Regions from separate parts of the Mus musculus genome. Here region 2 is linked to region 1. A link is a loop called in an ENCODE intact Hi-C map of the cell type or tissue named here. Cell type or tissue: gastrocnemius. All regions are shown on one strand. Each heading gives the region's core, and the rest is flanking DNA. Links, peaks and the distances in the headings are about the cores only. Region 1 holds the start of Ppfibp1 (PTPRF interacting protein, binding protein 1 (liprin beta 1)). Region 2 overlaps Ppfibp1 (PTPRF interacting protein, binding protein 1 (liprin beta 1)).

Region 1 (8,331 bases), core at 293-8,292:
CTGGGCAGACAATAGTCATGTGACCTACAGACCGATTGTGGACACAGGAACATTCCCATAAGCCACAGATGACCTGGGATAGAGGTTGGTGCTGGGTTTGACCCTTATCATCTTATTTTCTTCTGTAACGGTGTCCTGATTGGAGTTTCCCAACATACACAAAGGTCAGTGCCTTCAATGTTAAGTAGCAGACTTCCCTCTATTTTATTTTTATTTTATATGGATAGGGGTTTTGCATGCATGTCTGTGCACCATGTGTGTGTAGTGCCTGCAGAGGCTAGAAGAGCATGTTGGACCCGCTCAGACTGGAGTTACAGAAGGTTGTGAGCCCCTGTGTGGTTTAGAGAATTGAACCCTGGTTCTCTGGGTTGAGCCACTGAGTTGAGCCCTTTCTCCAGCCCCTGAGGCTATCTTATAAACATTCAGTATCACAATAAAATCCAAATGTAGAACAGGTAAGAGCTGGGACCATGGTAGAAAGGAGGGAGTCAGAGGCTGAAATGGCCCCCACCGGCCCTGCTCAGTGTGACTCCTGGTTTGATCTGCTCCAGATTGGGTCTTTTTCAGCTTTCCTTTTGAGTCTCTTGTTCCTTACACTTCGGTGGCAGCTGTTATCATTCCAGCTGTAGAGGGAACAGGAGGCAACTTCCTGTTATTCTATCCTGCCATCTCTATGGGGGTGGACGTTCCCTCCCCCTCCTGTGGCTGGCTGTGGTTTTGGAAGAACTGGAGTCTGGAGGCAGCCATCCTGTGACTAGGGCTTTAGGAGCGGCTGGAATCTTCCAGCCACCCTGTGAGGGCACCTGGGAGCAAAGCAGAAAGCAGGCACTGACTGAGGGAAGAGGAGGCTGGAGTAGTAGAGAGAAGTCAAAGGATGAGTTCTAGGTTGAATGAGAGACTGGCAGGAGGAGGGGGAGGGGGGAGGGGAAGGGGAAGGGGAGGGGAAGGGAAAGGCCTGCTGCTGAAAGGAACAGGGGCAGAGGGACATTGAGAGAAAGCCATGGGGAGGTGGTTGATGTTTTTGGCTGGAAATAATTCAGGAGTAGACTTCGTATGCAGAAGTGACAGGCCCCATTTTCTCCAGCCCTCTGTAGTTGTTACATTTGCTAAAGTCTCTCTTTGCATTTGGCACAAGGAATACACAGAGGCTCTTCAAAAAGTTTTAAACTTGATGCTGATGTGTGGTACAGACCTGTAACCCTAGCATTCTGGAGGCTGAGGCATTGGCTACATGTCCAGCCTGGGCTGCATCGTGGGTTCCAGGCCAGCCTGGACTACATAGTGAGACTGTCTCAAATATCAAATTTGCTGGGTATGGTGATGTATGCCTTTAATCCCAGCATTCCGGAGGCAGAGGCTTATGCACCTCTGTAGGTTCCAGGCCAGTGTGTTCCAAGACATCCAGGCTACATAGTGAGACCCTGTCTCAAAACAAACAAAACCCCCGCTCCTTTCACAAACTATAAAATGTTAAGAGAAAGGCAGGCAGGAAATACCTTGCTTTTTGTTTTGTTTTGGTTGTTTTTTGAGACAGGGTTTCTCTGTAGAGCCCTAGGTGCCCTGGGACTTGCTCTGTAGATTAAGCTGGCCTCAAACTCAGAGATCCTCTTGCCTCTGCCTCTCAAGTGCTGGAATCAAAGGCATGTATCACCATTGCCACTGGCAGGAAATATCTTTAACGAGGTAAAACTCAGCCTTTACACACCTGTAAAATACCTCCCACGGTAACCTTGGTAGGCATTGTGGGCCCCACTTAGAGTGGAAGTAGCTGAAGTTTCAAGTAGATAATTTGAGTGTTACACAGCATGTGGCAGAGCTCTGTAGAGGTCCACTCCCAGACCTCCCCACCCTGCCCTGTGATTTCACTGTGGCACACAGCAGGTCCTGACAGGTCAAAGCTTTAATTGGACCTTGACAGAAGAGTAGGCAATCTACTTATACCTTTGGTGAAAGTGACAAAAGATGGCACCCAAGCAGTGTCTGTGAGTCTCTCTACTAGAGGGATGGACAGAAGAGGGAGATGGGTGGGGGTGGGGATAAAATAGAAGCCTGACCAGGGCTAGTTTTAGGAGACCAGCTGAGAATTTCAGGGCAAGATGTTGATGACAAAAACAAACACTTCAGAAGCTCATTTGGTTTGGTGTAGACAATCACCGCTGGGGAATTCAAGGGAAGGCTTCAGAATAGAGTCAGTCAGACAGTTACCATGGTGACAATATAAAGTCAGTGCGAGCACAGGGGGCAAGTCTAGTTTATCTGTGTAGCTTTAGAGTTTCTGAAACTGTGTGGAGTATGAATAATCAATACTATTTTTTTTTTAAATGTGAGTCTCTTGCCCAGAGGTACCCCTGGGGGACAGAAGAGAGCGTCAGATCCTCTGGATCCGGCTTTATAGTCAGCTGGGACCTTGCTGAGGCTTTGACTCCTTATGTTAAAATCAGTTTACTTCCCATGGACAGGTGGGCTGGGAAGAGCATATGGGACACAATGAGGGACATTGTGAATCCATTGTGGTAGAATGGCGAATGTGCGACGTCATTAATCAAAGAACACACAATAAAGCCAGCTGAAAAGTCACATGTCACACACCTTAATCCCAGCATCTGGGATTAGTGGAAGAAGGTTCCTGAGTTCAAGGCTGGCCTATGTTACATAGTGAGTTCAAGGATAGCTTCAGCTACTTAAGAATCTGTCTCAAGAAAACTAAAATCAAACCCCCCAGTCAACACATACACAAACACACCACCTTCCGTTCCCCAGGGTGGTGGCAGCGGCGGCGGTGGGGGCTGGGGAGGCTCATAGCCAACAAAAAGCTAACAGAAACTAATCATATTCTGTATCCATAAAGCTGCTTTTCATTATTCAGTTCAGTTCTGGGTCTGACAGGGGAAACTGAAAGAAGGGCTCCTGAGAATCTCCCTGACTTTGCAGCCAAGAGGATTACACAGCTGATATCCACCAGAGGGTAAATAGTAGTTAATTCTTAATTGTTAGCTCAGTCACTGCAATTGGTTCAACAGTAATTATTATCATGTGGTTTGAACTCAGTTGTGAGGGTTCTCCCTTTTCAGTTGTGCATCAAAACAGAAGCCTTATGGGACTTAAAAAGTTCAGCATAGGGCCTGAAGAGATGGCCAAACAGTTAACCTCTTCTGCTCTTTTTGCAGAAACACTTGAGTTCAGCCCACAGCCCCTATCTCACAACTGGGAGAATTCAATGCTTCTAGCCTCCATGGGTACACACACATACTACACATAATTAAACAAAATAACAAAAATAGCTGGGTGTGGTGGTACACATCTTTGATTTGAATAGTTTGAGGCGGAGGCAGGCAGATAGCTGTTCAAGACCAGTCTGGTCCACACACAGTTTCACGACAGGACAAACAACAACAACAAACTCCAACAAAAATAATAATAAAAAATCTTTAAAAAGCAGGTTATTGCTGAGTGTGGGCCTGTAACCTCAGCTATTAGGAAGGCTAAGGTAAAAAGATAACAATTTGAAGACCAGCCTTGATATGTGTCACAGCGGGGGGGGGGAGAGGGGGGGAAAACCTCGAAAAAATATAAATAGTAAAACATTTACCCCCTCCCTCTGGAGAGTTCATTTTATTTCTCTGGAAGCTTGCGTGTCTTTTTATTTTTATTTTTGTCTCGTTACTAAATGCAAAAGCAGCCACGTGGTTGAGCGCCGCTAGATGACCACGCGGAACTAGGGTGGCCACCTCTGGGATCCTCGTCCGCTCAGTCTCTGTAAGTCCTCAGTTTCCCCTCCGGGGCCTTTTACTTTATCCGCGGGGCTCCCCGCCCGCCACGTCCGCTCGGTCCGCGACACAGAGGCGTTCTTTCGGGATGAGCGTCGCTTCTGACCCGGGAAGAGCTGCGAGCGACCGCCCGGCTCAGCGCAGCCCTTTATCCGCGCCCTACGGACCGCAGCGGACCGGGCGCGCTCCCCACCGACGCCCACTCCCAGCTCCGCTGGGCTCGGCCAGGAATGTGGGAGACCAGGCGCCGCCTCGGAGTGACCGCGCGCCCGGCCAATCAGCGGGCCGCAAGCGCGAGGCCCCGCCCCCTCCGCCCCTGGGGCTGGTTCCCGCCGGGGGAGGGGCGGGGCGGTGGGACGAGGAGGACCGAGGGGAGGCGGCACCTGGGCGGCGGTGATGTCAGCCGGGCGCTGTGCTCCGGCCCCGGCTCCTGTCGCCGTGTAGGGCGCGGGGGCGGCCGCGTCGAGAGTGGCGATCTGGCAGCCGGGCGGGTCCCGGGAGGCGGAACTGCAACTTGTGGAGCTCGGCGGCCCTCCGCCTCAGGTAAGCCAGCCGCGGGCGGTTCCTTCTGCGACCCGCGCCCGCGTTCTCGGGGATCTCTAGTGAGTGGGGGGCAGCAGCTTCGGGGTGACAGGAAGGGCTCGTCTGGGTCCTCGGTTCCCTCACCCGGACTCCCCACAGCACAGAACTCCAGTCAGGGAAGTGTGCTCGGACTCCCCCAGAGACTCCAGTCAGGGAAGTGTGCTCCCAGCTCACACCCAGACTCCCCTCCACAGACTCCAGTCAGGGAAGTGTGCTCCCAGCTCACACCCGGTCTCTCCTTCACACCACAGTCTCCAGTCAGGGAGATGTGCTCCCAGTTCACACCCGGTCTACCCCCCCCAGCACCCCCCCCCCCAGACTCCAGTTAGGGAAGTGTGTTCCCAGCTCACATCCAGACTTCCCTCCACAGCCTGCAGCCAGGGAAGTGTGCTCCCAGCTCACACCCGGACTCCCCGACCCCTTACACACCCACAGTCTCCAGCCAGGGTAGTATAAGCCCATCTCATACTCGTCCCCTCACCATACCATAGACTCTGAATCACAGAACTCCAATCAGTGAAGTGTGCTGGGACCCCACGCCTCAGAATCCCCACCACACCACAGCCTCCAGTCAGAGAAGTGTGCTTCCAGCTCACTCCTGGACTCCCCACCACACCACAGACTCCAGTCAGGGAAATGTGCTGGGACCCGAACACCCCAGAATCCTAGTACCATGGAACTCTAGTCAGGGACATGCGCACAGTTTTACACAGTGGGTATCTCACCACGCCACAGACTCATTCAGGACAGTGTGAGCCCATTTCACACTTGTCCTCCCACCACACCATAGACTCTGATACCACAGAACTCCAATTACAGAAGTGTTCTGGGACCCTACACCCCAGAGTCTCCACCACACCACAGACTTCAGTTAGGGAATTTTCGTGGGACCCCACACCCCGGAACTACTCCAATAATACCATACGCTCCATTCAGGGAACTGCAATGGGACCCAGACTCCCTGTAATATACCCCAGATTCCAGTCAGGGGACTGTGGTGGAACCCCAGAATCCCTATATAATACTGCAGAGCCACGCCACACATTTGGAAAGTGTGCTCAGACCCTGAATCTCGGTTTCCTCATATTACAAGAGAATGCCCATCAGGGACATATGCTTGAGCCCAGTCTCCTACACTACTACAGAACCAGCAGGGAAGTATATGTGCAGGTGGGAATATTTAAAAGTGTCACAAATATGTGAATCATCTTCCCAGAAAGTAAAGAGAAAATAGTTTTATGTTTTCTCAGTTTCCTTACATCCTACCATATATTGCTTAAGTAAAAGAACATCAGTGTTATCCTTGCATATCAATGTAAAATATTTTTTATGTAGTCCAGTTAGGATGTGAGAAATTCACTTGTATATATTCGTAGCTGTGGGAAAACTGGTTTCTTGGGGGCACAATTCTATAACTCTGTTGGTGTTTATACACCAGAGCAGTTAGGAAAGCGGCTGACAATCTAGATCTTGCCTGGGGCTTCTTGAGAAAAAGTTGAATGAAGGCTGTTAGTTGTGTTTTCAGGGTTCACTTTTAGAGAAAGGAGTTTAAGTTTTATTTTATTACTTTTTATTTTTAAAACAGGATTTCACTATGTAGCTCTGGCTGTTCTGAGCCACTGTGCAGACCGCTCAGGCCTCAAACTCACTGAAGTCTGCCTGTCTCTGCTTCCTAACTCTTAGGGTTAAGCCTGTGCCAGCATTACTGGTTGGGAAAGGAGTTTTAACAGGGGAATGCTGGGAAGCATGGTATACAAACTCTTAATAATGAGAATATGATTTTTTTCCGATGTGGGACCAAAACAGACCCTTGCTTTCAGTAAGAATTGACAGCAGTGTGAGGGGAACTCAAAAGGTCTGATTGTTAACTTGAGAAAGCAATTGTCTATTGGCAGGATTCTGATTTTATTTCTTGTTTCAAACTCCTTTTCTTGCTTGGAGATTTTCTGCTCATGGGTCACTGAGTGTGATTGTCTCTCTGGGGGAAAATTAACTTTGAGTACTCTGACTCCAACACTGGCTCTCAGAGTTTCAAGGCACTTTCTTTTAGAGCAAGAAATAGAAAGCATGTAGCTGAGATTTCTGAGTGAAGCCAGTTTCCTCTTTGAGGGCAGGGGTGCCTCAGCAGTGAGGATTCCCTGGTTGCCAGGTCTGGAGGAAGTGGGAGTGGACTTCATTGTTAGTCAGAAGCTGCATCCCAGACTCTGACCTAAAGGGCATTTCCAGGAGCTAGGTAAAGAAAGTCATCACATTATGTCTAGTAAACCCAAGTCAGGAAGTGTGGGCATAGAGGATTTTAAAAATGGAACTTAAAAGACGTCTCTATAGCCAGAACTGGGAAGGACATTTGTGTGTTATTTGCTTTGTTTTCAAACAGCATTGTTCCTAGTTCCCGGAATAACCAAACAGCACGGGGCATATGAAGAGCAACCTTTTGATAGGGCCAACCCCACTCCCCCTTTCTTCTTTGAGATAGGATCTCACCCTGTTGCTCAGGCTGGCCTTTAACTTTGGTTCTTCTTGTCCCCCGTCCCCCCCACCCCGGGATTACATGTTTGTGCCATCGTACCCAGCAAGAACAAGCTTTTGTAAAGGGAGTATGTACTTTATGGGAACAGAACATTTTAATTTTTGTTGCATTTTTGAACTAAGGCATTGGAATTGCTAATGACTCAGTAATAATATTGGACAAAATTTTGGTATTTATGTTCAATGAATGTATGTAAAATATTCTGTATTTTCTAGTGCAGTTTTCTTCTATTGAGAAAGAAATGTGGAATTCCTGTGGGCACTAAGGTGGGTACTATGTAGTGTAGCCTTGCTTGATGACAGATTCTAGACAATGACATGCAGATAAAGATGGAACCTCGAAGACCAGATAGTCAAGCAAAAAGTATTGTGTGTGTGTGTGTGTGTGTGTGTATGTATGGGTTTTTTTTTGGGGGGGGGAGCAAGTTTTAAAACACTTGAGCAATAAGTTATTGTACAACTTAATTTGAAATACTATTTCTCTTTTTCAGTTCATGGTTATGAGGGCAGATGTGGTATAGTAAAACATGGCACTTTTATTCTTTTATTTTATGTGTATGAACTTACTGCCTGTATGCTGTATAGTGTGCCCCAGGAGCCTAGAAGAGGATGTCAGCATCCCTGAAACTGCAGTTACAGACAGTTTTAAAACCCATGTGAGCGCAGGGTCTGTGTTAGAGTCATGAGTGCTCTTAATCACTGAGCCACCTCTCCAGCCCCAGCGTGGTAGTTTGAAAGGCAAGTTCTTGGGCCAGTGAGATAGCTTAGTGGGTAAAGGCACTTGCTGCCAGGCCTGATCCCTAGATAGAAGGAGAGAATGGAGTCCCCCAAGTTGTCTTCTAGCCTCAGCTCCTTATAACATATGTGGGACACATACCCTAAGTAAATAAAAGTGAAAAGAAAAAGGAGAATTGTTAAAAGATATGAAAGTTTTTAAGAAAGGTGAGATTAGGTTTTGATTTAATTCCTTTTGTTAAACAACTATTACTATTATAATAGTGACATTAACATAAGAGTCAGTTGGTCTTACCAGACCAGAAACTTGAAATCTAGGCTACGCTGTAATTCTAAATTACCCATGTCTAATCTGAAAGTTGTCTTAAATTGTTCTTGGGAACACAGTCACCGAGGGAGCCTCATGCAGTTCCTGTGGTCTTTATGCCGTTCTTTGTACCAGTATGAGGTAAATCACAACAAGGTCATTCTGTCGCAGAGCAGCTGACTTCTTTTACAGTCTTTTATACCCATGGACTACTTAGGTTTTGTAGTAAATTATGCTGACAACTTATTACATTAAAATCAACTTTTTGAGGTTTTCATTTCCAATTTTTAAGGTACCTATTTTTTAAACAGCTGAGCTAGAAGGAAATTCTGATTAACTGAAGGAAAATCTTATTTAACATTCTGTCTTTTCAAAGATGTTGCATGTTTCTGTCCTGGTTTGAATTACCTT
Region 2 (8,331 bases), core at 133-8,132, 58 kb after region 1:
TATACATAAACACTTAGGTTTATGTATTTATTTATTTAATGGGGTGACTCCCACTCTTGATTCAGGGTGCTACTAAAAGCTTTCTCCTCAAGGAACAACTTTCTGTAGGCTGACAGAAGACAGTGGCAAAACTAACATACAGGACTAACATTTGTGCAAAGCTAAAGGCTGTGGTGATAGCATTTTGGGGTTTCACATCCGTAAAGTAGAAATCGGGGTTCTGTACTTGAGTCTTCTTGTGTTTCCTCTCCTCTTCTGTTGAGGGATGAAGGATGTCTTCTGTAAGAGATCTCCTTGTCTGTCTTTCAATTCTCAGTTCCCACATTCTAGTCATGCAGTTAAGAACGTTCCTTTTAAATGTTGGGTTTGTTTTATTGTTTAGATATTGAAGAAATATGTATTTAAGAGCACCAATTAAAATACTAGCGGTGCCTGGTAGAGTGGTTCATGTCTTGATCCTAGTATTTGGGGAAGCAGTAACTGTGAGTTACTCAGCCTGGCCTACATAACAAGTTTCGGGAAAGCCAGGGCTGTATAGAGCCACCCTGTCTCAGATGACAGCAACAGCAACAAACACCAAATATTAGCATCAAGGTGGGTGTGTCATGGTATATTTATCATCCTAGTACTTGGGAGGTTGAGACAAGAGGATTTTGTTTTTGAGGCTGCTTTGGACTACATAGCTGGACCCCATCTCCAGAAGAAAATTGAAATATTGGTATGCATGGAATTAACAGAATAAAAATAAGTGTTCAATTGTGTTTTTCACTTCCTCATTATGGCTGTCCTGAGCCTGACGGCAGGAGCAGCACAGGAAAGCATCCAAACCGATGTGACATTTGTCCACTGGGCTTGGGAGGCGTTACTGCCAGTTGAGTATTGATGTAGTAGCATCCTGTGCCTAAGAGCACAGGTAATGCCTTTGTCCCTCCTCTATGATATCGATTCTTGCTTTCTTGGCTGGGGGTAGTCTGTTGTACCTGGTTATACCACTTTTGGGGGTGGCCGGAGCCATTTGTAAGAATGAGGTGAAGCCCCCTGTCTAGCTATGTCTTTGCCTTCTCTTAAATGGTTTAAGAATGGCTGTAACATGGGATGGCTTCCACCCATACAGGCCTGCCTGTGTGTCCATATAGCACTTTGCTGTGAGCCTGCAATTTGCAGCCTCTGATAGAGTATAGCCCCTGACATAGTGTCAATCCTGTCTCCCCCCGCCCCCTCAGGAAAGCATATCCCATGACTATGTCCTATCTGCCCTTTTCTTTATAACCCCCTTGCACTCACTGTCACTCTGTTCCTTAGAATTGACATGTCTATTTCCTGACTTTTTTTTTTGTGGAGTGAGCATAATTAATATGAAATACATTTTACCAAAACAACAATAAAAAACAAAAGTAAAGATCTCATGTCTTTAACATGAAGTGTTTCTAAAGTTTTTTTTTTTTTAAAGATTTATTTATTTCATTTACATGAGTGCACTGTAGCTGTCTCCAGACACAGGAGGGCATCAGATCCCATTACAGATGGTTGTGAGCCACCATGTGGTTGTTTGGAATTGAACTTAGAACCATCTCTCCAGCCCTTAGAATTTCTTGAGAGTGGTGCTAAGGATTGGATTTTAGAATATTTAGGATTATAGATTTTTGTGTTGGGAATAATCCATTGCTTTCTGTGTGACAGGTATCAAATGTGAATTTCTTTTTCTCTCCCTCCCTTGCCTTCCTTCCTTTCTTCCCCCCTCCCTCCTCCCCTCCCTCCCTTCTTCTTTCCTTCCTTTTTCCCTCCCTTTCTTCCTTTGGAGGTGATTGGTCCCCACATCAGGGTTCCAGTAAGCCAAGGCCTTCCATTGCTTCAGAAGTACAAAAATAGAGAATAGATTTAAGTGGGTTTGTAAATCCCCCCCATTTAGCCCAGTTCATACATCTGTGCATCATGATCCAAGGACAGAGACTCTGCCTGCTGTGTGCACATTTTACTTTCAGGAGGTATTTGTAGAAATTATGGAAGCTTTGAGTTTGTGGTATATAATCCATTGCTAACTATAGTACAATAATGTCCTCCCTGTTTACATTTGTACCCAAATTCAAATTGTCATGGCACTGTCAGATATGCTTGTCTGTGTGGATTTTACTTTATATCTTCTCTCTGTAGTAGTAATTCTGGCTTGGCCTTAGAGTGTTATCGGGCATTTGGCACTGTGATATGCAGATTTTAGAGGAAAAGGTCAGCAGCTGTCTTTCTGGGCTATTCTGGGCATTTTGTACTATATTTACTTGGGACCTAACTTTTCTGACCCTTGTTTTTTGGTACCTACCCCTGCCGTGGCCTCTCAGCTTGCTTGGAAGCTTTTCAGTCATTGTGTGCATGGATGGCAGTTTTGTTCAACAAATGAGCATTCGACTTAGAGCAGAGCTAGGACATAGGGCAGAAGCCTCCACTAATGTCCCTCATTTTGAGCATGGGATTCCTGAATGACGCAAGGAAGCCAGATTCCTGTGCCTGGGCATTGAAATTGTTTACTCTTGGAGGAGGTTAGCTCTGTCCAGGAGTCATGTGGCTTCTGAGGCATTCTTAAAGGTTTTGTTTAGCTTAGTGGAATCTGAGTTGCCTTATTCTTCATAATTTTTGAAAACCGTACAATGTATATTTGCTTAGACAAGTGAGACCTTGAATTGTTCTAGGAAAATTCATTGTGTTAGAACTGGCTGCCAAAGGCAGAAGGTGTCAAGGGATTCAACAAAGACTCAGCTCCAGGACTGTGCAGAAACACAGTTATTAGTGACTTATGCATGGAAGTGTACCTAAGGTAGGTCCTCATATCATGAGACAGAAAGACGTTTATATGATAAACTAGGCAAAGGGAGCCATGGGCAACTGGAATGCATCTGGGCTTTTTCAACAAGAAAAACCAGTTGTAGAGGAGCCAGGCATGGTAGTGCATGCCTGTAATTCTAACACGTGGGAGGCCGAGGCAGGGGGATAGTGAGCATGTGGCCAGACTGGCTTACAGAGTAAGACTCTGTCTCAAAACAACAACAAAACCCTGTTACTGGGCTGTGTGTGCAGTCCAGGTTTTACCTAGTGTACACAAGGCCCTGTTTGGTTCCCAGCTCTGCAAAGAAAAAGATATATATTAAAATTATATATAATATAATATATTACATATATTAGTATTATAAGGTCACTTCAGAAGCAGAGTATGTGTCAATGGCTGGCACCAAAAGCTTATCTGAGGTTTTTTGTTTTTTGGGTTTTGAGGCTGGGATAAGTCCTCAAATTAACACATTTCCAGCCTCAGCTTCCTTCATTGCTGGATTGCAGGTGTATGCCATGTTGCCTGCTTGACCAATTATCTTTTTAGAATTTTTTTTAAAAGATTTATGTTTATTTCTTGTATGTGAATGCTTTGCCTTTGTGTATATATGTATGCACACCACACGTATGCCTGGCGCCCATAGAGGTCAGAAGAGGGCTTTAGATACCCTGGAAGTGGAGTTACAGGTGGTTGTGAGCTGGGAACGGAACCTGAGTCCTCTGTAGTTCCTTGGCCAGTTATCTTAGTGACTCTGCTGATTCTGAGGAGCCTGGATGCATGCAAAGGTCTCCTGGAAAGCAGAATAGACACCTTCGTGTCAAACTGGGTCCTTGCTGTGCTATGTATTGGTTTTGCCTGAGTCCGACACTGAACAGCCCTTTCAGAGCCCTTTCACCCACACTGGGGCTCCTGTGTGTCTGGGAAAGGTTAACACCCAAGCTCCAAGCAGGAAATGATAAGAATGGCAGGCCTTCAGTCATTGGCCTTCTCACAGGAGAAGACAGCACGCACCCCTAACCCACAGCAACCCCCTGGGTCTGGTGGCTCTCCTTTGTAAGGCTGAGTGATCCAGAAAGGCTGAGATAGCAAACTGGGGCCCAAGAGTAGTGCAGGCTCTGGGGGCTGGGTGTTGTTTCCTGAGATAGCACTGAAAAGGGAAAAAAGTGTCTGTGGTGGGACTCTGCTCTCCGGACTCCTGTCTCTTGTCACCTCATGAGTGATGCTCTGTAAAGTTGGCATGAACCTGAAGTAACTGGGTATTTTTCCTAGAGGAAATACAGAATTAATTTCCTGCCAGCCTCTGGTCACGGCATTTTTTGTCAACCAAATTAGTACCTAACCTTGTTTTATGTGTTTCTTTTTAGGCATGATTTAATAGTTGAATCATTAACATCTAGCTCATGGCCAAGTGCATTCTGACCCATGCATGCATAAAGCTTGGCTGAAAAACGTATTGTTTGTCCCCGAGGTCTCTCAGCCTTCTTGACTTGGGGATGTCAGGTAGCCTTTTTCAGCACCAAGCTGGGGGCAGGGGTGGGGATGGGTGGGGAATCTTTGAGACAGTAAAATTTCCAGTGAAAGGCACATTGATGTGAAAACCTTCAGGATACACCTTGGAAAGGGCTGTCACAGTCTGAGGGTCAAGCTGAACCAAAAGGCCAGGAACCTCCATGAGGGCTGAGGGCAATCCCCGACGCCCATACTTCCCCCTCCGCCAGCTGGAACAATCCTGAAACCACCTAGAGTGGTGGTCTTGGGTTGTACAGTGTTAGCACAGGACAAATTCATGCACAAAACAAGTGAACACATGTGAGTACACTGACCCTAGTTGTCGGCCATGAATCACCCCCACCCCCAGTCCAGCTATACAGGTCATGTGGTTGAGGCGCAGATACACTCTCCCACAGAAGCTAGCTAAAGGTTATGAAAGGAAGTGACATTCCATCCTAGATCTTATCGACTTAAATTGTTTCCTGCAGATTAACCATTCATTTTACCAAAGGTTTATCATGGAGCCTCTGTATGAGAAACTGGGTCAGGGGCTTTGGAGCATGCAGAGATAAGCAGAACATCAGAGCCTTTGTCTGGTGGGAGAGAGGGGTGTGGGCATGTGTTTCTGCTCTGATTTCTACAAGTCAGGGTAAAATGTGCATTTACACACCAAAAACAAGTGCTTGGGGACACAAGGGGTGGGGTTAAGCCTCAGGCCTCGCTGGCTCTCTTCTGTAGCATGGCTTGAATATAGCCTGTGCTTGAAGGATAGGATTTGAAAACAGGAGAAGCAGTGTGGACTGAAGATGTAGCCAGGTTAGGGGAAGTTCCTGATAGGTGAAGGAGCATGAGCCTTGGCAGGAGCGCCTAGAAACTGCTGCTGCTGATGCTTTGATCTCAGGTTGGTGTGGGGAGGCACTGTAGAGAAGTGCAGTGCCTTTTTACTTGAATTTTCTTCTGTGGCCACCAGGAGTTGTGACAGATTTCTTAGAATAAAGAGTGTTATGTTGACAGCAGTTAGCAGCATTTACACTCTATAAACATAATGTGCCATTAATCCTTGTACTGAGTACTCATTACTACTTTCTTTTAAAGGTTAGTGCTGTAGTATTACAGCTTATAGATGAAGAAAAAGAAGGCACAGAGAGATTAAGTAATTTCCTCAGAATTCACAGCAAGTTTAGAGGACCAGGGGCCAAAGCCAGGAAGTCTTAATAACTCCCTTCTTTAACCTGGGATGGAAAGATAAACTTGTCAAGAGTTTCTGAATGTTCACTGCTTGCAGAGTGTTCGTTGTATGTCGATGTGCACGTTTGTCTCAGACAGGGCCTAAGCTCGCTGTGCTTCGTGTGCTTCCTGTGTGCACTATTTCCCATCCAGGCACGTTTGATGCTGTCCTGCTCCAGAAGGAAAGGAAGCATCAAAAAATCAATATTCAGGAGCTCTTAGACCTGTTCCTGCAGGGCGAGGAGCAGAGAGGTCTGTACAGCGAGTACTTCCCAAGGTAGAGCAGATGGAAGCCCTTGCAATGTGAGGTCATTGAAAGGTAAACTTGCCTCTAGTGGGCAAAACTCTTCTGACCTCAGCGAAACTAAGCAAGCGGAGCTCTTGCTTTAGAACAACCCTGGGATGCCATTCTGCTCTCAGCTAGACCCGTTTGTGAGCTCCAGTTAGGAATTGAACACCCCTGACTGTGCACGAGACTGACTGGACGTTCCTGGAGCCAAGGAATCCAAGACAGAACCCAGGATGAATGAGGGAGTCTAAAGAACCGACCCATTTATATAACCTTAGCAGTTAATATCATGTTCCAGTGCTTAAAATGTTAGTTATTTTAAGTAGATATATGACTAAGATACTGTGTCATGAAAATGTTAGGCATAGAGAACTGGACTCCTTACTTCCTAGAGTTTGTTTTTCTTAGTGGTTTCCTGGTCTTAGCTTTCTTATTTTCTTATTTGTAAAGAATCGAAGGTGTTCTCTTATGTAGCCTTGGTGTTATTATACAGTAAATATTCGACCATATCGTCAGTTGGTAACACCTGTGCAGCCGTCCTGGCTGTCAACTTGACTACATCTGGAGCTAACTAAAGCCCGTGCAACTCAGGACCCTGAGGGGGATTTTTTCCTTAAGTCATTTGAAGTGGGAAGAACCCACTTTTAATCTGAATCTTTTGAGGTAGAAAGTTACACCTTTACTTCAGATCTTTTGAAGTGGGACATGGAAGAGGGAAGTTTGGTCATTGCCTGTTTGTTCTTGCTCTTGCTGGCAAGTCCATTTTGTTACTGGCGTTAGAACCGCCTTCTTTAGGATTCTGGCTTCTACTGAAGACAGCTGAGACATCCAGCCTTGTGGACTCAACAGCTACTGGATTCTTGGATCTTCTGTTCATAGGCAGCCATTGTTGGACTAGCTAGACCACAGCCTGTAAGCCATTCTAATGAATATATACGTGTTATATTTTATCTAAAAGATATAATAAATAAATATTCATTCTATAAGTTCTGTTCCTCTAGAGAACCATGACTGACACAGCTACTCGATCATATTATATACTATCTGTCACTACCTGTTTTTTCCAGATGTTATGAAGAATCCTTTACCTAAGTTTTGTTTAGCTTTGTGGATTTGATCCAGGCTTCAGTTGGAGATCATGAATAGCAGCTGGCCTCATGTCTCTCTCTCTGTGGTCTCCATTATAACCTGCCATGTCTCTCTGTCTTTTTCAATTAAAAAAAGTTATTTTGTGTTTTGTGATCCTAACATGTTTAGTTCCAGAGAGTGTCTAGTAGAATGTTCTGCAATCTAAGATTTATCTGACTACTGCAGTCCTTGTGGTGAGATTCAGGTTGAACATTGCCGGCCAGTCTACGCTGCTTCTCTTGAAGGTGTAGGCTGCTTTCTACCCGTGGAGTGACTGTTGGACTACCTCCAAATACTGTTTCCTGACAGTCCTTTACACAGTGGATTCAGTGTCTATTTCTGGTCCTTATGTGAATGAAATTGCTGTGTTGCAATAATGGTACAAATATTCTGATGCCACTTTACTGATAAACTCTCCTGTTTGGGAAAACGTAAGATCCCAAAGTCAGAGCCCATGGGTGCATCTGACATGCCGCCTGTTCTTTGAGCGTGGGCTTACGAGGGAAGTTTTATAATGGTCAGGGAAGAGGGGGAGTGGCTGCTCTTTGTATTTTAGAGGATTTTTTTTTTAAACTTAAAATAATAGATATTGAGGTAGACAAGGAGTATGCAAGTCAATTACCATTCTTATTCCCTTCTGAACAGATAATGCTGTGGTAATGAGATTAGTGTTCTTTCAAAAGCCACAAACTGGAGAGATGCCCTCCGTGCCTTGGAGGTAGTTTTTTTTTAATCAAGCATACTGTACTGAAATAAAAGGGTATTAAATCCATGAGGTTCGTTTGAAATGTGGGATAAGACGGAAATTGTTTAGCAAGGGAACTTCTTGATCTGGACTAATAATCTTTCAGGGAATTTATCCAAGGGCTTTTGCACCCACTCTGCTGAAGACGGGCTCATTCAGCAGTGTTATCTGATAGGGATTTTGTTTCTTCTGAAAGCTGACCATTGTTCTGTTTGCTGGGGAGTTAGGGGGTAGCAGGAAAAGACTCCTGGCAGGCAGTGCAACATAAACCCCACCTGTCATCCTGAAATTAGACACCATGTGTGCTGTGTAAATTAATTCTTCACTTGCAGTTCACATTTGAAGCAATTGATTATTTCTCCTAACTACATCCTTCTTTAATATTGAATTTAGAGCCTTAGCATTCTCTAGGAATTCATTTAGCATTTACTTCATTTTTATTCTCCTGTCTTATGAGGGAATTTGAAACAGGGTCTCTCTCTGTAACCTTGGCTATTCTGAAGCTTGGTATGTAAACCAGGCTGGTCTCAAACTCACAGAGATCTGATTGCTTCTGTCTCCCAAGTGCTAGAACTAAAAGTGCCTGGAAGATGTTCTTGTGTCTAAATAGACTTGAACTCATATCTGCCTTGAACT

What was found. Peaks named below come from ENCODE experiments on the same cell type or tissue, not always from the same donor. Only the 100,000 strongest peaks of a DNase experiment are listed, where the experiment ranks them.
Region 2: a loop joins it to region 1, with 6 times the contacts of the local background. A loop is called at or near these places in 10 of 42 quality-filtered maps.

Annotation. Positions count from the first base shown.
Region 1 is chr6:146,884,374-146,892,704 of GRCm38, forward strand. Ppfibp1 (PTPRF interacting protein, binding protein 1 (liprin beta 1)) reads left to right here and starts at 4,121. Exons shown (of 31, transcript NM_001355728.1): 1 at 4,121-4,310. In gastrocnemius, for the core only: no CTCF peak of the experiment used is centred there; a DNase peak (open chromatin) is centred at 4,062; H3K4me3 peaks cover 3,928 bases; H3K27ac peaks cover 5,364 bases.
Region 2 is chr6:146,942,664-146,950,994 of GRCm38, forward strand. The region is part of intron 2 of Ppfibp1 (PTPRF interacting protein, binding protein 1 (liprin beta 1)); the gene reads left to right. Among named protein-coding and RNA genes, the nearest start is that of 1700034J05Rik, 7.6 kb to the right of the region's middle. In gastrocnemius, for the core only: a CTCF peak has its summit at 1,558; no DNase peak of the experiment used is centred there; H3K27ac peaks cover 3,580 bases.